2 separate regions of the Mus musculus genome follow, and region 2 is linked to region 1. The links are chromatin loops, found by intact Hi-C in ENCODE. Cell type or tissue: gastrocnemius. All regions are shown on one strand. Links, peaks and the distances in the headings refer to the core of each region. The heading gives the core; the rest is flanking DNA.

Region 1 (10,247 bases), core at 3,630-6,129:
TCACAGTCGGCTATTGGATGGATCACATGGCCCCCAATGAAGGAGCTAGAGAAAGTACCAAAGAAGCTAAAGGGATCTGCAACCCTATAGGTGGAACAACATTATGAACTAACCAGTACCCCGGAGCTCTTGACTCTAGCTGCATATGCATCAAAAGATGGCCTAGTCGGCCATCACTGGAAAGAGAGGCCCATTGGACACGCAAACTTTATATGCCCCAGTACAGGGGAACGCCAGGGCCATAAAAGGGGAGTGGGTGGGTAGGGGAGAGGGGGTGGGTGGCTATGGGGGACTTTTGGTATAGCATTGCAAATGTAAATGAGAGAAATACCTAATAAAAAATGGAAAAAAAAAAAAAGATTAAAAAAAAAAAAAAAAAAAAGAAGCTTCGGAGGCTGCAGTTGGAGCATATGTCCAGTAGGGGGCAGACTCCCGAGAGTCCTGGGCAGTGTAGCTCTGCCCCAGTTAACACTTCCAGAAAGAAAAAATCCTGGTGGTATCCCAATGCTGCGCTCTGTAGGCAGTGCATGAATGTTGATGAGAAATTCAGGAGGATTGTCTGAGGCTGACCTGGGCTTCCACCTGGGCTCTTCCACGGCGGATTTTTCTACTCGTAGTGAAGACAGATTCTCACACATCTCTGGGCTGAACCTGTTTGCTCTAGGTCGATTCAGTCTATTGTCCCTGTGGCTAATAACAGATCTCCGGGGTTAGCTTTTGTATTTCAAGATTCTCAGCATGTCTGCCGTATTCTTACACTACAGACCCAGCGGAGCTGTTACTCAGGGCAGCGGGTATGGCTGACCTGACCTTGTGTGTGATATAGAGTTAAGTCCTCCTTATCCTTGCACACCACAGATGGCAAGTCGTCCCATGAGCTTCAAGCCTCGGCAACCTCATTTGCTGAACTCAGGGCCTGGTTCCTCACCACTCTTCCTAACAAAGTGACAAAGGCTGCTGACAGAGCCCTGGGATTAAGCCCACAGCACGAGGTACCCATGACAGCCTTTTTTTTTTTCCTTAAGAATTCCAATAGTCTGTATTGAATCCTAGGCCAGTTGGGCATTAAAGTAACTTATTCCAAAATGTGTGCATTATACATCAGCTACACTGAGCCATGAGGCTTACACCAAGACACTTGGTCATTGCTGTGACCTCTATCCTCACCCTCTGTGCCCTCTTTTGCTTCCAACTTTGTTATTTTAAAAATGGTTTATTAAGCCAGGCGTGGTGGCACACGCCTTTGATCCCAGCACTCGGGAGGCAGAGGCAGGCGGATTTCTGAGTTCGAGGCCAGCCTGGTCTGCAGAGAAACCCTGTCTCGAAAAACCAAAAAAGGTTTATTAAAATAATTTATTTAACTTTTATTTTATATGCACTGATGTGAGGGGGTCAGATCCCCTGGAACTGGGAGTTACAGTTGTGAGCTGCATGTGGGTACTAGGGACCGAACTCAGGACCTCTGGAAGAGCAGCCAGTGCTCCTACCTGCTCTCCAGCCCCAAACTTCTTGATTTTTATAGTGCTGACAAGGCACAGTGTGTTCTATGGCATGTGTGTGAAAGGCAGGGGACAATGAGTGGGATTTGTTCTTCTCTTTGGGTGGATCCTTGGGACTAGACTTGGCACCAGATTTGGGATCACACTTGGTGGCAAGTGTGTTTTAACTGAGCCATCACCCCAACTCACCTCTAACTTTCTGCCTCTCTCCTGTTTCTCATCTCCTCCAGGCAACTCTTGCTATAATTGTCTTGGAATCTGCTGGAGTTTAGATCTTGGACATCCCATTTGTTAAAGGTCTGAATGCTCTTTCTTTGTGTTCCTGGATGGTTGCAGAAATTTTGGGTGTGGGGTCAAGTGGAAGGAAGTTCAGTCATTGGGGAATGCTTATGAAGGAGATCTTCAGACCCTCACCTCTCTCTCTCTCTCTCTCTCTCTCTCTCTCTCTCTCTCTCTCTCTCTCTCTCTCTCTCTCCTTCTCTCTCTCTGCTTGTTCCAACTTCAATGCCCTTTACTGACTCACAGGGTCACAGTGCAGTAGACCACTGGCTATGCCCTGACATCTTCCAACTATGAGACAACATGAATTGTGTCCTTGAAACTGATTGTGTTAGAAATTTGTCGCAGTGACAGAAGGCTAATATGGACTCTTCTTCAAGCCTTTCTTCGGTCTCTGCCTCTTTGAAGGACACTTAGGATGGTTAGTTTTCTGTATCAGGTTGGCTGGGCTGTAATGTGCCACATAGCTGTCTGGTCAGTCTCCAATCTAGACAGTGTGGAACAAATAGTTTTAGATGGGATAAGCATGGCACTCAGCAGCTCATTTCCTCTCTTGACAGGTAGGTGGAAGGGATCATCTAATGTGAGGGAGGCCCTGTCTCAGGAGAAAAGACTGATGTCAACCCCCCAGGGAACAAAGAATTCTGCCTCCACACTCAAACTCAAGATGACGAGGCACAACCCCTCCACTACCACGAGCTGCATTTCCTCTTCAGCTGAGAACCTGGGCTTGTCTTGAACTCTCTTTCCTCCACGGTTGTGTAAGTAAGCCTGGCTGAGCTTGATCTGCAATACTTGCCTCGTCCTGTTAGCCCTGCACTGAGGCTTGGCCTCCTGCTGTAGTGCCCCTCCAGACAGAAACAGCCTGGACACTCACTGAGAACTCCCTCTCAGCAGCCAGTGCCCTACAGGCCTCTTGCTGGCTTCTTGTATTTTCCCAGCCGAGTAGCTCAGTTCAGCTGATCGTGCATCTCACAGATGGTTGTGAGTCTCTGGCGTCTCTGATTCTTTTGGATTACCAACCTGTTCTCAGCCCCACCTCCCGCTCCCATGCTCCATTCAACGGGCAGTTGTCTGAATGGCATTGTCAATCCTTGATTCTGTGTGTTCATCTTTCTCAATAGAGCAGTACACTGTTCTACACGCCTCACCCAACTTGTGCGCACGCGCACATCATGGATTTTTGCACATGACCAATGACTTGAACCCTGAAGCCCAGCTCTGCAATGCTAATTGCTGCCTTTGGTCCCACACTTTAGGAAGCAGAGTAATGATAAACGGAGTTTTCAACTCTATTGACTTTTTTTTCACAACTGATTTTCTAAAGCTGTTGTGTTATTACTGAAATGCTTGGTTTCCTAGCTCGGCTGGCACCCGACTCTTCTCCTCAGCTCCCTTTCCCGCTTCTTCTCAGTTAGACCTTCTTCCATGCCCTTTTCTGTGTTGATTAAACTTCCCCCACTTGCTTCCAGCTTCCTTCTGCCCCGTCAGTCCAAGGACTTACGACGTTACTCATTCCCATTTTCGGAAAAGTGAGACTCTCAGGGTTATCTTTCAATTGTCTCCATCTTTTCTTGCTTCGTTCCCATTTAGCTTCTGACAGTAGAGCCCCAAGTCTTTCCAGCAAGTTTCTTTGAGGCTGGGCCCCCCAGGATCACAGAGACCCCCACTTTTTCCCAGAAAAAAAGGCTCTCAGAAGCTTTGTCTTTGCTCTACCAGATGAACATTTTGGAGATCTGGGGGCTGGGGGTCTAGGGAAGGTCACGTTTCCTTGCCTGGAGCCCTTGAACACCCTGGGAGATTTTGAGGCCAGGAGGCCACTTGATTTCTTCCTGGGCTGGTGACAGTCAGGTAGTGTTTAAGGGGCAAGCAGCCAGCTCGGGGAGTTGTGAGCTTTGTCTAATTTCCCAGCTGTAAATCGACTCAGCTGCTGAGGTTTGGAGGAATCCATTACTATATCCATATTGGTCCTTAACGTGCAAAGGGCTGTTTACTTTCCTCTGTGTTCACACTGTCTGTTCAGGTAACAAGAGGCTGAGCCCAGCCCCACAGAGTCAAGAGCAGTCCCCTGACTCCCTACACAGTTAAGGATTTACCCGTGTGTAATGGCTGAACCTTATTTGAGCTGGGGCATAGCTTGATGATTCCATTTGGGGACATTGTTATGGACATTTGAAAGTAACAAAGATGCTAGAAAGAAGTCCAAGACTCTCCTCTGACACTTGTCACTTCTTATGGCTCAGTTGTCCATCACAAGGTGCACCCAATATGACTGATGAACATTAGCTGCCCTTAAACATTTTAAATGATTTCAAGGAGAACCGAGGAACACTATTGTTAACATCCAATTAATTCACTTGTTTTTGTTTGTTTGTTTTGTTTTTTTGTTTTTTTTGTAATTTTTTTTGTTTTTTTGGGTTGTTTTTTGTTTTTGTTTTTGTTTTTTTGGTTTTTTTGCTTTGTTGTAAGTCATCTCTGAACTGGATTCTAATAGAACCCAAAATCCCATGGGATGAGGATAGAGATTTTTTTTCCCACCAGCTTTAGATGAAAAGAACTTACCTGCCTCCCTAGACTGCCCTTGTGGTCATTACTGCACCCAACAGTCTTGAGCAAAGAAGTGACAAATGGTGTCTTAACAGAGAAGCCAAGGGTCTCTGGGAGGGGCGTAGCCAACCTCTTCCTTAGTGAGGGTTCTGAAAGCCCACCTCACTCATGTTCCTTATTCTCGGAAGAGGAGAGCTCTGCTTTAAACATCATCAGGAGGAGGAGCCTTAGAAGCGCAGAGGAAACCTTCCCATACCACTGTTCCCACCTCAGCGGGAGCCCTGTCGTGTGTGTGTCCCCCCCCCCCCCAGCATGCGTCCTCCTTAGACCTCGGCACACTCTCTGCTTCAGTGCTCCAGAGAAGCTCACACAGCGCCTCTTCTGCCAACGTTCTAGTGCTTATATATGGGGGCCCCCTCTTCGCTGCAATGCCACGCTCTAGCATGCATGATACCCTCTCTTCTGTAGTCATCTCTAAACGTCTAGGGGGAAGGGTTCGTGTCTGCCCATCTCTGTCCTTAGCAGCTCCTAGGCAAAAGGCTGGGCGACCAGGAAGGTTTCTCTTAACTCACGATAGTCCAGAACTCAGAAGGCAGAAGAGACTAGGAGGGGCTGCCTATATGCTGGCCTCTGTTTTTTATCAGCATCTCAGGAGGAACGGGTAGTTGGCTACATTGTACCACGTGCATATGGCCAGCAGGGGTCGCTACAAAGCAGAGTTCGTGTCTTTGTCAAGGGATGGAGCCAGTCAGTAGGAGGAGAGAGGCCTTTAGCTGAAAGAATGTTCTTGCTTGAACTTCTGTTCTAAGAGGTCTCTTTCTGAAGAAAAAATGCCCTTTAAATGTGGCTTCCCCTATCCACAAAGACGACAGACTTTTCAGCTCTGTCCTCCTACCCCAAACTTACCTAGCCTTTTCATAAAAATGCACCATGCCCAGAGGGGCTCACTTTTTAAAGAAACACGAATAGCATATCTAGGTAGGAAGTGCTTTCGGAACTGATTGCCCCCTCCAACTTCTGAGGGTAAATACCAATAAGGAATTTTGAATAATAAAAAAATACTAAGAATTTGTAGTTAGGGTATATTGATATATATATTTTTAAAGTCAGATTTGGACAGCATGCAGACTGTCCAAATATCATTTACTGGTTTTTTACATTGTCAATATGACATTTCATTCCTGTATTCTTCCCTCACGATGAGAAAATATCATACACCTGTCAGACAGCATTATCAAAACAAGAATAAACATTGTTGAGGGTATGGGCAATTGGAACCTTTGCACTGTTGATGGGGATGCAGAAAGATGCCGCTGCCATGGCAACCTAAAACTAACGGAGACCCAGGGAAGAATCTGCTCCAGGGCCTTTTCCCAGAGGAGCTGACGTCAGCATCTTGTAGAGAACTAGCACTGCATTTTCATGGTTCTTACAGCATCGTTGACAGTGGCTAAGGGGTGAAAAATAGCCTAACTATTTTTGACAGCTAAATAGAGCAATCAAATGTGGTAGATACTTACAACAAAATATTGTTTACCTTTATCAATGAAAGAAGCCCTATTGCACGAGACAGCACAGATGGACCCAAGGACCTGCCTCTTCTGGAAATGACCTATCAAGAACCAGAGTCTAACTCAAGTTCCTATTAATTATTTTATGCCAGGCCAGCCACACTGTTTCTTCTTTGCTCTCCCAGCAGAAGGGCAGTCTGCCAGTGAGCAGGAGTCCTATGCGCAGGGTTGTTGGGTCTCCAGGCCATACCACCCGGACTCAAGCCTGCCTGTGCCAACTATGAGATGGGGTAACTATCAACTCACCATGGGCCTGGTTTCTTGTTGTTATAAAGTAGATAATAATACACCATAGATCACAGGGTCTGTGAGAATGAAATAGTTCGGTGCATGTTGAGAGCAAATAAATGGCAAGGAGAGAGAGAGAGGGAGAGAGAGAGAGAAAGAGAGAGAGAGAGAGAGAGAGAGAGAGAGAGAGAGAGAGAGAGAATAGACAGCCCCCCACCCCCCCAGACATGGCTCTGTACACTCTTCAGCCTGGCCTGGGATACTTTATCTGTAGTAACTGGGTGTGTTGTTATAGTTCTCTAAACACTACTGTGTAACAGCTATCTACACAGCGGTTACGTTGTTTAAAGCATTTGGAACCGGGTATGGACTTTACTCTTTGAGAGGCCTGGGTGGTGGTCCTAGAACCAATTTCCAAAAGAGAGCAAAGGATGCTCCTATCTTAATGCTCATAATATTTTATATCATGTAAAGAGAGAAACTGAGTCAAAGAGGCTAAGTAACAACCCTGTGCGGGACTTGAATCCAAGGCCTGTTTAATGCCTAAGCCCAACCCCTTCTCAACTGTGTGGCGGGAGCACCCACATCTGCACGGTGTGTCTGGACTGGATGACTAATGCAGCTGCTCGGTTTTGTTACACAGGGAGCAGCGGATCCTGCCTACGTGGGAACTTACCCTGGCTGGCCAGGCATGCTCTAGACACCGTATCCTCTTTTCCTGTACCTCTCCTTCTTGGCCTTAAGAGGGCGCCATTGAGCCATGTTCTTCAAGTTCCAGGCTACTACACTCCACAGTACAATTTGAAATTTCACAGGATGAGAAAGACAAACTCAAAGGGCTGAAACGCTAACTGCTGAGACTTTTATCTTTGTGACAAAACAGATCTCAAAAAACAAACTCGCTCTACTGCAGGAACCAGAGGACTTTTCAGAAGTCAAGGTTATTGCAACCTGTGGTTTTTCCTTTGTTTTGCTCAGCGTACTTGATAGAGAAAGATACAAAACGGTCTTAAAACAAAACAAAACACAAAAAGCAGCAACAAGACACACAGCAACTCTGAAGACAGCGTCAAGGGCAGGCGGCAGCTTTAACCTTGTCAGGGAAGGTGTCTTAGAGCTTGTCTCTCCATGACAGGATAAAACAAATGTTTAACTCCTTTTAATGCTAGCAGGAATGCAGCCTGCCAGGGAACACAGCAACCCTGGGAAGTAATTAGAATTATTTTTCCTTTGCTTATTCACCAAAGCTGAGTTTCTAAATTGAGTGTCTTCCCTAGGTAGCTGTCACCAGGAGAAGCCAACTGTCTCAAAATGCCAGCCTTTATCCACCTGGGGCATTACCACATCCACTTTGGGATCCTCGAGCTGGCTCTACATTGGCCTCCTCCTCAGGGAGCCTCCTGGGTTGGTCTTACATTTTTTCTTGAAGAATCCACAGAGGCCCACAATTGGCCTTTGTCTGTGCACAATGGTGGGTAGTGTCCTTGCTGTCACTGGAAAGAAGGAGGCTGGCCCGGCTCCAAAGAGAACTCCTCTAGGGGAGAGGGTACAGTTTGGTGGTAGAAGAGAGCTTGCCTAGCGTCCAGGAAGCCTGGGGTGCTATACTCACTAGAAAAGGTGGAGGAAAGAAAGAAAAGAAGACAAAGAAAAGAAGAGAAAACAAGAGAAGAGGGAATTGTCTAATCCCATGACTTCTGGGTACCACCAGACCATTTCCGAATTAAACACGCTCCACTTAGCTTCCCTAACAATCTTGTGAACAATTCTGTTTAACAGGGCACAGAGCCCGAGAGGTGGCTTAAATGCCCTAGATCTATCACATCTAACAGAGTGGTCGTGCTAAGGCCCTGGCCTTTGTAATTCAAGTCCAGGGCTCCTTAAATTGCCAGTGTTAACTTTCTGAGCAGTGGCCAGGGCTGAAGGTCAAATACACTTATCTCTGTCAGTTCTTGTCTCTTTCCTTTGCAGAGCTGAGACCCTGTTCTGTGCCCCCACCTTCTCCCACTCTTCAAAGTTCACCCTTATCAAAAAGACCCTTGCTTCAGGCAGAATGACCAGGCCATCTTGCAGAAGCAAGATGAAACACACCTGAAGGTCTTTGGAATCTCCAGGAGGCTCCCTCATCCTGGCCCTAAGCTTCCTAGCTTCGTGGTCACTGTTCATCTGTTCACCTTCTCTGCTCTGGTCTAAGTCTTCCTGCCCTATATGAAGGAGACACCATTCACAGAGATGCCATCTAATGTCTTAATGAGAATAACTTAATAACTCCTTACTTGGAATAAGATGAGGGGAAGAGGAGGAGGAGGAGGAGGAGGAGAAGGAGGAGGAGGAGAAGGAGGAGGAGGAGGAGGAGGAGGAAGAGGAGGAGGAGGAGGAGGAGGAGGAGGAGGAGGAGAAAGAGGAGGAGGAGGAGGAGGAGGAAGAGGAGAAGGAGGAGGAGGAGAAGGAGGAGGAGGAGGAGGAGGAGGAAGAGGAGGAGGGAAAAGAAGGAGGAGAAGGAGGAGGAGGAGGAGGAGAAGGAGGAGGAGGAGGAGGAGGAGGAGGAGGAGGAGGGAAAAGAAGGAGGAGAAGGAGGAGGAGGAGAAGGAGGAGGAGAAGAAGGAGGAGGAGGAGGAGGGAAAAGAAGGAGGAGAAGGGAGGAGGAGGAGGAGGAGGAAGAGGAGGAGAAGGAGGAGGAGGGAAAAGAAGGAGGAGAAGGAGGAGGAGGAGGAGGAGGTGGAGGAGTTTTACTTACTGCAGGCTCTGGCCCTGAAGCAAATGGGTTTCTAGACCACCCACAGTGAAATGGCTCCTGACACTGGCTTAAAAAACAACACAAACCGTCCCTGGTCTACCTGCACAAGCTTTGAATCTACTACATTCTACAAGCACTTTGAGGACTTCAGTGCAGCCAGGGGTCTTCTTCCTACTGCCATCAGACTTCACCAGAGAAGGCATATTTGTTTTTTGTTTTTTGTTTTCTGTTTACAGGGAACACTTGAGAAATGGCCTCTAAAGGGATTTTAATAATAATAATAATAATAATAATAATTAATAATAATAATACAAAACAAACCACATTGGCCATTTAACTTTTTCTTAAAAGCCCACCCCTGTGCATTTTTTAAATCAACAGATACTGTAAACAGTTTGCAGGCTCGGGCTGGGGTTTTCCTCTTTCATTCTTTCTGAGATGTGTTGCTGCCTTGCATGTCACACCTCCCTCAGAGTTTGTCATACCCACAAGTACTGAGCTAAACCCTGCTTGAGGCTTCAGGGAGCTCTAGAAGGTGTCAACCAATAAGAGCCTGAGAACTGAGGTCCTGGGCTGCTTCTGCCCAGGTGATGCCTAGGAACCCAAAGGCATCCAGCAGGGTCAGTGAGTGGGAACGTGGGTGGGACTGTCACATTGCCAGGACATACTCTTTCTCCATCAGTGTTTTGCCCAGGGTTGTCTGACACAGAGTCTTTGCTTAAGTTACCACGCATGCATCACGGAGTGGGGAGGGGGAGGGGTTACTAAGAAGCCTGAAGCCTGTAGGAGCTGGGTGGAGAGACTAGAATAGGCCCAAGCTATTAAAGAATGTTGCAGGCAAGCCCCTTCTCCCTCTCTCTTCGTCCTTCTTCCCCTTTTATCTCTCCCCCTCACTTTGGGGGACTTGGGTATCTTCTTTCCTCACGGGGATACAGTCCCCTCCACCCTTCAGTCTTTCCAGTCAGGATAGAGAGATCTGGTAAGCTCTTTGTTGTGCCTGTTCTTTACAGGACAACAGTAAAGCCCTTCCCCAAGTTAGCAAGAGAAGCGGTTATTATTATTATTATTATCATTATTATTATTATTAATTTTTTGATTTCCAGAGTGGGCATGAATTCAGCATTAATTTGCCTGGTGTGTCCATAAGGCCTGGCTGGGCTCACACATTCCTTTCCTGTCCAGGCAGTCTGAGGTCAGGTGGAGCCACAGAGGGCTATCGCTGTGACTGCGACAGTGAGCCAGGATGGTGAGTGGGGCCCAGTGGGGTGTGGGTGGGCCTGGCAGACCACTTTGCCTCTGCTCTGCATATAGCATCTGCTGGGCTCCAGCCCTGGCAACCAGACTCACTGGCCTAACAATTCATGCCTCTAATTGTGCCTTCCTTTCATT
Region 2 (10,247 bases), core at 4,492-6,991, 250 kb after region 1:
GTTGATTTTGTTTTGTGTTGTCCATCTTCTTCTGGACACATGGCCTACCCTTAAAGTGATTTGTGTCTTCGGTGAGACTCTGTTGGAGAAAACTAATTTTTAATGCTAATTCTTCAAGATTCAGATCAGTAATCTTTCCTATGAAGACTTCTCTAGCATTTTCTATTCCTCTTTTCCTGAGCATACCTCCCCCTCAACTCTATCTGTTATACCTTGCACAAAAATAAGCCTTTTCCCTTATATTTGCTGAATACCCACTATGTTGTATATTGCCCTAGGCTTCAAAACAATTGTAACATATCCTATTCCATCCTTAGCTTTCTTGATGTAGCAGAAGAGAAGGAAAAATGTACAGAAAATTGACAGGTAATATAAAATCTTTGGAACTGAGGGATCCACTGGGATGTGGTAGCAGATCAGTCATAGAGGGCAGATACGATTGTTGGCTTTTGAGTTAATTGATGCCTGGGAGTCTCAAAGGATGGGTAAGAGCTGAATAGGAGGAGATGGCAGAATAGCAGACTTCTATCAAAAGCAGAAAGTAAAGATAATCCTTGTTGGCAAGAGAAAGGGTGGACAATTTAGGAGGTCGTGAGTTGCTAAGGTGATTGTAGAACAAATTGTGCATGCACAGAGAAGGATCCCCTTGGTGTGAGCGGAATCTTGAGGGGTAGCCTATTCTCTGTCCAGAACAATTCTCCCTTGCTCCCTTTGTCTCTCAGGAAAAGGGATTCTGTTTCCTTTGGGTTTATATTTCAGTGCTTAATGCAGGATGTTTTTTTGGCAGGCATTCTAAAACTGCTTGATGAATGAGTGAGTGAATGAATGAATGAATTAATGAACCAGAGACTAGCAACAATGGACTGGGATCACACATTGGTTGTAAACCATCTATGAAGAAGAGAAACAAGGAGTTCCACAAAGCATTTGGTTCACTTTGAAAGAGGATGTTAATTTCATTTTTTTTTACCCCACCATTTCATCCAGTTTATTACCATATATTTCCTCAAAAGAAGGTCTGGCTAATATCAAAACAAAGCAGACAGCTCTGGTTTTAATTACCTCTCTCAAGGCCATGCTGGCTAGGCAAATGCTGCCTGGATCCCACTTGAACCATGATCAGAAACATGCTGTCTGCTTCCCTTGTAAGCCCTGACTGGTGTGCATGAAGCTTATATTGATAAGGGTTGAGTTGGGGGCTTTATCTTTTAATAGGGGAGATAAGATTCCAATGCCTCCACCCTCCACTATCTGTGTGCTGACGGTGGGAACAGTCACCAAAGTGATGTGCAGGAGGCAGTGGCGGGGCCCTGGGTTAACCTCAGAGAAACACAAATATGAGTGGGTGGAGAGGTTGCTTTCCATGAGAATCTGTCTCCTTCTATTTCACAGCCTGGCCCACACTATTAGGCCCTTTGCCAGGAAGCAGAGCTTTGGATTATTTTTCCATTGGTCAGAGGAAGTTTTCTCTTCTCTTCTCTCTCTCTCTCTCACTCTCTCTTGCTCTCTCTCCTTATGAATGGAGGGAAAACCTTTCATTTTAACAGAGAACTTTTGGAATTTCATTTTAGTAAAATGAAAGGGGACTCAGATTCCCAGGACATATTAGAGGAAAGGTCAGAGTCTGAGCCATCGAAGGTGCTGAAACCTTGCACACATGGCAGCTGTGTGTCTCTTGATGTAAACACACCTTTCTGAGCCTAGGTTTTCTTGAAGAGTATATGATATGTATTTACTTCAGGTAAAATAAATATATTTCAGTATCTTTTTTTTTATTTACCTGAGAAGGTAAATAAAATGAACTGTATATAGATAAAATAGAAGTATTCAGTAGAAACTCAGTATATCTTATTTTTCTTCATATGCCTTTGAACTTAGACAAAGAGTCATCCCATCCTCCCACGTTTTCTGTATATTTGGGGATAAAGTTGTGAGTACAATTCTAAGATGCCCAAGCGAAAGCTTTACATATACAATGCCACATCCCACCCATTGATCTCATTCCCCCCACAGACCAAATATTTATTAAGTGTATACTTGTGCCTGAAGCTGCCTGACACTGCAGTTTACAGTTGGATCAGAGATGCGTGCTGACATCTATCCTTGGGAAACTTACCTCTTAATACAGCCAAAGAACATTATACACAAGGCTAGTAAATACTATCAAGGAGAGAGAGAGAGAGAGAGAGAGAGAGAGAGAGAGAGAGAGAGAGAGAGAGACTGCACTTGCACATGTACATATAATAAGACATTTTGGGAGGAAGATAAAAACAAGGACTAGAGGTAGAAAACATGATTGTTAATTTATTAATTATTTTGGGTCACGTAGGGAAAAAAATCTATATTTTCTTATAGGCTATGGCTTGGCCAAAACCAAAGTTTGGATTTCATAGAAAGCTAGTTATTTTCCTTCTTAATACAGCTCAAATGTTGCTGCCTGTCTGTTTCTGGGTCAAGTTATTTCTCCTGGCTATAATTTTATTATCTAATGGAGAAATAAAATTCATATTTCCAGACTAAACTGAAATCTGTTTCCTTACTATGAACAATCCCTCCTCTCTGTGACATACCATAGACACAAGAGACAAGATAATGTAGGACTCAGTAAAAGAAATTAACATTTTAAATTTTGAAGTTAATTTCTTTAAGACATATGCCACCAAGCTTCAAACTGGCCTGGTCTTGGGACCAATCTACCATTACTTGTCAGTCAATTCTTCCTGTCCCCATCTTCTCCAGATTCTGTTTGCATCAGGACCAACAAGCAAGAACTTCTGCAGAAAGGGAAGACTGACGCTGGCCAGTTTTCCTTATAATCAGGTCCACTACTAGAAGTCAAAGAACCCCATGTTCTGAGAAACAGGAGTACCTGTGATTAATGCTTTGCACGTCAGTGGGATTGATGAGGACACAAACGGTTATGAAAGGAAGACATGATGAACCTTGGCTGTTACAGTGTGGATGCCAAGGTTCTCTTTCTGTCAGAGAGAGCTGTGGCAGTGGGAACAACACTCATTGTGTGCCAGCATGATGCTGAACCAAAGGACCCACAACAGGAAAGCAAGAAACAACCAAACAGCAATGCCATCATTTTGTGAAATCATTCATGTTTCTGTTTTAATCTTCTCATATTCATGTGCTGACTTAGAATGTTCTGATGTGACCGATGCTGTAGATAACACCCTACAAATATCCTTTAGTTGCTGCTCTGTGTGAGGGGAGGGAAACGACCTCTGAGATCTCTGGAGTCACTATTGGACCCAAAGCCACTCACAGAGGTAAGACCTTAAGAGTTAGTCTCAAAATACCTTAAAAACCAGTGAATCCAACGGAACAATGAAATCACAACTGGGAGCTTGGGGTGTTTGAGCTTTAGAGAGAAAGTCCAGCAGACTAGTGCTTTCTGGGAGCACACAGCTCATGGTTTTCAATCCTATTCATTTTAGATGTATCTCTCCCATGACCTGGTTTGTTTGCTCTAGACAAGAGATTGAGTCCAGCCAGAGTGAAGCAGAGCCTACACCCAGCCCCATGTCCGCTGTCTCCTATCACTGCTGGTCTTGTTTTTAGTCAATGTCAAGAAGAGCTCTCTTGATCTTTATATAATTTGTCAGGAAGGGAGTCAGGTTTTTTAAATTAATCAATTAATTGATTAATTAATTAATTTTTTTTTTTTACCTTGGAGGCAGCACCAAAGGGCACCCAGAGCCCTGCACAACTGCTTGCTCATAGTGTTTTCTTTGCCTCTTGTCCCCATCGCCAAATCAAATGGAAACTCTCTGGCAAAGATAAAAACATATGTTTTTTTTTCTCTCCACTGACCTCCCCCCCCCCCCCGTTTCTTTTATCAGGGAAAACAGTGGAAAACCAGGCACCTGAAATTATCACCCTCCTCACATCAACTATCTCAGGAACAAGGGCAGTGAAAGAATACAAATCGAGCCAGCCTTCTCCTCACTTAGGCCTCGGGACAAGCAGACTGGATGGTGCGCTGGCTGCTCCTCTTTGGTGACAGGAACTGGGCAGTTGAAAGACTTCAGCCTCATCACAAGTGAAGGAAGAATTGAAGCCATGCTCTGGTGGTCATTTCCAAATCAAGCTGGATTTTGTTTGACTATGAACTTAAAGGAAGGGGAAGTGAGCGCCACCCCAGCGTTGGCAACAGGGTGTTGTTTTCCAGAACCAGGTCTGATTAACTTCCGGGAACTTCCAGGAACTCAGGCCAGTCACATTTTCTAAGTCGCCCTTGGGTACTTGTGGTCCCGGATTTCCTTGGCCAAATGACCAACGGTGCATTTCTAGGGCTTCCCCGGGCTTCTTTCTAGGGTGTGTGCCTTGTGGGTGGGGGTGGGGGATGTAAATCTTATACAGCTCTTAGGCTTCAAGCGTGACCAGGGTCTTTACTTTGCAGGCTGAGAATTTTGTGTCATTTTGGACCTTAGAGCTTGTCATGAAGGCAGATAACACAGGACATATATTAGTTGATATATAGTTGTGTGACGTTAAATTTTTACCCAAGGCCCCCATGTGTTAATGGAGACCCTGGAGAGAAGATACATTTGTAACTTTGGGCTGATGAGTGAAGTCAGAAAGAATCAATTCAGGAGTCCTTTCTTCTGCACACACTTGACTTTTGAATGTTTTAGTTACTTATAACCAAGCAAGGTCCAAAACTATTGGGTGAAAACTTCAGGAAGTAAACAATGAGTTCATATATTTTAAAAAAAAATTTCTATCACCGCCGATTGCTGTTATTGTCCTATTTTATTATTAGTTATTATTCTTAGTATGCCTAATTTATAAATTAAACTTTCTCCATATGGAGGTGCAAGAAAATAGAGTATACCACCCAGAGGGGTAGTAATTTCAACATACGCCTCATAGATAAGGTTTTCTACTTGATCTAGCTCAACTTTGGGAAGTTATAGAGAACAGGAAGGAAGTCTGCTGGAGTGGAAAGTACCTGAGATTTGGAGAAAAAGAGATCTGAATTCCAGAAATGTTTATTAGGCATTTGTAGTGTATATGCCTTGGGACTAGATGCTAAGGTAGGAAAAAAAAAAAAAAAACAGGCAAAAATCTACAGAAAACTTGCAGTGGGGAAATAGATAGTCATGCAGAAAAGACAATACAGTGTGTTCTAAGAGGCTTCGGCCAGTATATTCTACCAAAGGTTCACAAAGGTTCCACAGAGGTGATTTCACATGGGTCTCTCAGCTGTGATCTGTAGAGGTTCACTATGGCGAACAAAGGGGCCCTCAGGAGAAGGAAGTGTGCCTCCAGGTGGAGGAGTGAGAGCTAACCTTCATATGATAAACGTTGTTACCTGATTGTTTAGGGACTTTGGAGTAAATTACTTAATCTTCCTTAATCCCAATTTCCTCTTCTTTATAATGGCGGTCATAACATAGTAATTAGGAGCCAGTGCTTTGGAAATACATATTTTAAACACTAAAGCTCCACATTTAGACCCCACTAAATCCCAGCCAGGGACAACCCTGCTGACTTTGGCATGGGACTTTGGGTGTCTCCCGGGGGCCCTGAGAATTAACAGTCACATCTGGCTTAAGACAAAAAATAGGAACACTGAGTTCAGGGTGGGCCAGCCCAGGAATGGCTGTGTGGGTTGGTGTAAGGAAGAGGATCAGAAAACAAAGGGCTGCTGGCCCTTCAGAGCCTTTCTACTGCCCAGAGGCAAAACTTAGTCTGTGGCCTGAGATTTCGCTATTGAAATGATGCGATCATCTGGGGCTGGCTGGGGTCAGGCTTCTTTGGTTCCCTTAGCAGAGCCACCATCTACCACCATCTGCATAAGGGAGCCTGTGACTGCCAGTTCTTAGATTAGCACGGGAGTGACTGATTAGTATGCAACCTGAGGACAAAGAGTGTGTCTTATGTAACTCAAGTCTCTGGAACCTGGCATGGGTAATGAGCCTGGTATCTGTGTGTCAAGTGGATGAGTTATGGGAAGGGTCACTCCTCCAGGCTCGACAGGGTACGCTCCTTTCCCTGTTCACTTAGAGGGACAAAGTGTTTTGTGTGCTCTGGGCAGCTCTCCACGCCTGTGGCTGTCCAGATTTAATTGTGGAGTGCCAGTCCCAGTCAAGACACATCAACAACAGTGCATCGTACTCAGGGTCATCTCCTTCGGGGCAGACCCCCTTGTTCCCCCCGGATATTGACAGCTTCTGTTTCGCATCTGTTTTTACTTCTGCTCGGGTCTTCTGGGTCACTGCCTTGGCCCAGGGTTCTCCCCTTTCACCTTGTTCCCACTCCGGGTCAGGGCAGAGAGACCTCCTTTCTTTTTTCCCACCCCCATTCCGGGCCTCACTCTGAAGCTTGCTCCTGCCCCTGCCGAGCTTCCACCAGCCTGGCTTGCTCTTGTCATTCTCAAGTGACAATTGACCACTCACGTGTGCTTATCCTGACCTCTGGGTCTTGGAATGTTAGTGCACACATGTAGCAAAAGAACTTAACCTGCTAGATCCATTAGCTCTTCACATTGGCAGAGATGGGAGAAGCTTCCTGGCATTCACACTGTCAGCTGCAGATTCTCCCCATGGTCAACTCTGCTCTCCAAACCCAACTATTTGGGTCAGAGTTGATGGGACAGTTTGGATTGTTTATAGCAAAAAGAGATAGAATGCAATTTTCTTCCTCTTCTTTCCTGAAAAGCCTCTTTTTGAGAGCAAAGCAACCTTCATCCCAAGGAACTCCTATTAAACAACAGCAGCAACAACAGGAAAAAAAAATGTTGTGAATGCATAGTGGTGCTCACCTTTAGACACAGGAAGCAGATCTCTTGGTCTGCATAGTGGACCCTGGGCCAGCCAGAAGTCAGTATCGGAAAACAACAATAAAATTCACGACAAAGAAGTACTGAGTAGATAGGTCAGGGACTTTCCTGTGATCCTATTAGGGGTCATTAAGGAAGAATTTCAGGAGTGAAGGATGCAGACTTTCATTTTAGAAGTAATGCATACGAGACCCTAGCACACATGAAAGAGATGATTACAAGCTAAAGTGTGAAACATAGGAACACTGCCACGGAAGACCAGAAGTGAGGGGTGGCAGTTGCACAGACTTGAGGAGGCTGTTTAGAGGAGATGGCGTTCGGTCTGGCCAGCAACAATGGAAGGATTGTGTTAGTGTATGCCTGCCTTTCTGTCCTCAGCATCTAGTCTCACAGATGACTCAAATTTTAAGAGGGAGGGGTGAGTGGGAAATGTGAATGGGGAAGGAGTGGGGTTTGCTTGTGACTCATAAGACAGGCAAGACAAGCAGGAAGGCTGGGGCTTTAAACAGGGAAAGTATCCAGTTTGTGGATGCTCATCTTGTCTGCTGTAGCCGGCAGGGCCTGTCAGGGCTGAACTCGGATCACTTTTCACTGTTTAAGCTGTTTTTATCATTCCGGAGCCTATGGGAAAATATTGCCAGTATCACAGAGATCAAAACCACGGAACTGTAGATAAGAAGGGCAGGGTATTGCTGCAGGTAAGCAGTAAGGGTCACTGAGATAGGTCTCTGGTTCCCAGTGAAGCTAAACAGTTCCAATATTCACACCAGAACTCAAATCCAAACAAGGCTATAAAATGAGAGGGAGGGGCAGTGGGAAAGGAGCTGTGTGCCTGCCTGATGTTCACAAGTGCAGCTGGGCCAGCAGGGCAGTCGGTGTGGCAGTCAGTCAGTGTGGCAGACAGGGCAGACCTGTCTCAGTATTATTGTGATTCCTCTAGTATTTGTGAAAGTCTGTGGAGAATTCGTCCCTCCGTGTGAGGTCTATTACGTTATCAACACCAGACTATATCTATTATCTCATGAGCTGTATTTGTTTATAGCATGAACTTTATTGTTCATTATGTACTAGGCACGTGCATTATTATGATATATGCCCATTATGCATATGGGAAAGATGCATATAATTATGTATGTGTATGGATATATATATGGTTCACTGTGTGTTCCTGGACCCTGCTCTTCTGGACCATGTCTTTGTTCAAAAGCAACTAACAAAGAGGTAAGGAAATAACCTCTCATAATACCCATGCCTGCTCATGACAGTCTGTAACTTCAATTCCAAGGAATCTGACCCCCTCTTCTGGTCTCTTCAGGCACAAGATGCACACATGGTACACATACGCATATCCAAGCAAATACTCATACACATAAAAAAGAACCTTTAAAAAAGGAAGGATGAGGATAGAACGGAATGCAGACACTTGTGCATGAGGCATAAGGAGTGTAAGAGCATCAAACACTGCATTTCCCTGTAAAATTGAACTTTGTCCTAAACTAGAAGTAAGGTTGAGATTAAACAAAGAAACAAAACTCAGAGTACCATGATGCCATGACCAGGTCTCTCTCTCTCTCACTCTCTCTCTTGTTTTGTTTTTTGAGACAGGGTTTCTCTGTGTACCCTTGGCTGTCCTGGAACTCACTCTGTAGACCAGGCTGGCCTTGAACTCAGAAATCTGCCTGCCTCTGCCTCCCAAGTGCTGGGATTAAAGGCGTGCGCCACCATTGCCCAGCACATGATCAGTTATCTTAGTTAGGGTTTTACTGCTGGGAACAGACACCATGACTAAGGCAACTCTTCTAAGGACATTTAATTGGGTCTGACTTACAGGTTCAGAGCTTCAGTCCATTATCATCATGGCACGAGCATGGCAACATCCAGGCGGCCATGGTGCAGAAGGAGCTGAAAGTTCTACAGCTTCATCTGAAGGCTGCTAGAAAAAGACTGGCTCTCATGTAGCTAGGGACGGGTCACATTGCCCACCCCAACAGTGCCACACTTTCTCCAACAAGGCCATACCTCCTAATAGTGCCACTATCTGGGCCAAGCATATCCAAACCACCATACCATGGTTGAGCTACTTTCAAGAACTACGTCAAGACTTACTTCTCAGAGTAAGTCTGAGTACCCTGAAGCAGAAGTACCATGCTATGGAGAGAATGGTTCAAGCCTGCAGTAGAAGAATCATTGCTGTTGAACTAGTGGGTCCACAGAGTGAGAAGCAAGGAGGTGAAGAGGTAGGTTGGGTAGCAGGGAAGCCTTTAGATGTACAAAGTGGATATGGTTGTGCCTAGCCTTGTGTTAGCTTAGCCTCGTCGAGGCTGATGCAGTCGGATGATGCACTTGAGGCTAGCCTGGGATTTCATAGTGAAATTCTATCTTGATGTAAAGAGAGTATCTGGGTTTCAATCTAGCCCCCTCCTTCGAAGCAATGAGCTTGGATTAGTTAAACCCTATACACCTCAGTTTTCTCTCTATAAAGTAAAGACTCTAAGGTCTCTGGTGTTCTTAAATTTGATCATTACACAAATCTGACATTCTGAAATACATGGAGGGAGAAAACTAGAAGCATTTAGCTCTATGTCCTTTGAGAAACTGTGATTAGGTAATGAGTGGACTGAGTGGAGGGGGAGCTGTGGAGCACGGATGGAACAGGAATTCACATTCTAAAATGAGAATTGGGAGGGACCAAAGAAATACAGACCTATTTGCTGACTGACAAGCAAGTCTGAGTCCTGGATCCTTCTCTAAGGGGCTCTGCTTTATGTGGCAGGGAGCTGGTTTCCTGGTTTGTTTTTCACACAAGTGACAGGTATGTCTCTCAATATCCATTCTGTGTGTGCACGGCACCTATGGGCAGCACATTTACGCAGTGCTTTGAGGCACAGAAAGATATTGTTTCTAACTTTTCTGCATGAGTTACTATCTGTTTAGTGAGACGCAGTGTGCCATGTGTGTATGTAAAGTTGTCAAACAATAGAGCCTCAGGTTTCCAGTCTAGAATGTTTTGTGTTTGTTTGTGTAGCAAATGCCTTTTTGGGTAAGTTTCTGGTCTTTTACCTTTGGTGCTTCTGCTCTTTCAGGTGTGGCAGAATATTGATATGATGTCCAGGTCATGGGAAAGTCAAAATCTGTCTGATGGACTCAGTTCTTTGTTATTAGACGCGTTCTCACGACCGGCCAGGAAGAACACCACAGACCAGAATCTTCTGCGGCAAAGCTTTATTCTTACATCTTCAGGAACAGAGTGCAAGAAGCAAGAGAGCAAGAAGCAAGAGAGAGAGAAAAGCAAGAGAGAGAGAAAACGAAACCCCGTCCCTTTTTAAGGAGAATTCTCCTTCGCCTCGGACGTGTCACTCCTTGATTGGCTGCAGCCCATCGGCCGAGTTGACGTCACGGGGAAGGCAGAGCACAAGTAGTCATAAGATACCCTTGGCACATGCGCAGATTA

What was found. Peaks named below come from ENCODE experiments on the same cell type or tissue, not always from the same donor. Only the 100,000 strongest peaks of a DNase experiment are listed, where the experiment ranks them.
Region 2: a loop joins it to region 1, with 2.2 times the contacts of the local background. A loop is called at or near these places in 4 of 42 quality-filtered maps.

Annotation. Positions count from the first base shown.
Region 1 is chr9:32,585,085-32,595,331 of GRCm38, forward strand. It overlaps Gm31871 (a long non-coding RNA gene), which reads left to right and starts at 9,412. Exons shown (of 4, transcript XR_379224.3): 1 at 9,412-9,478; 2 at 9,962-10,104. In gastrocnemius, for the core only: a CTCF peak has its summit at 5,017 (motif pointing right); a DNase peak (open chromatin) is centred at 5,021.
Region 2 is chr9:32,829,363-32,839,609 of GRCm38, forward strand. It overlaps Gm3331 (a long non-coding RNA gene), which reads left to right. Exons shown (of 3, transcript XR_379227.1): 3 at 3,852-4,212. Among named protein-coding and RNA genes, the nearest start is that of Gm3331, 51 kb to the left of the region's middle. In gastrocnemius, for the core only: no CTCF peak of the experiment used is centred there; no DNase peak of the experiment used is centred there; H3K27ac peaks cover 2,301 bases.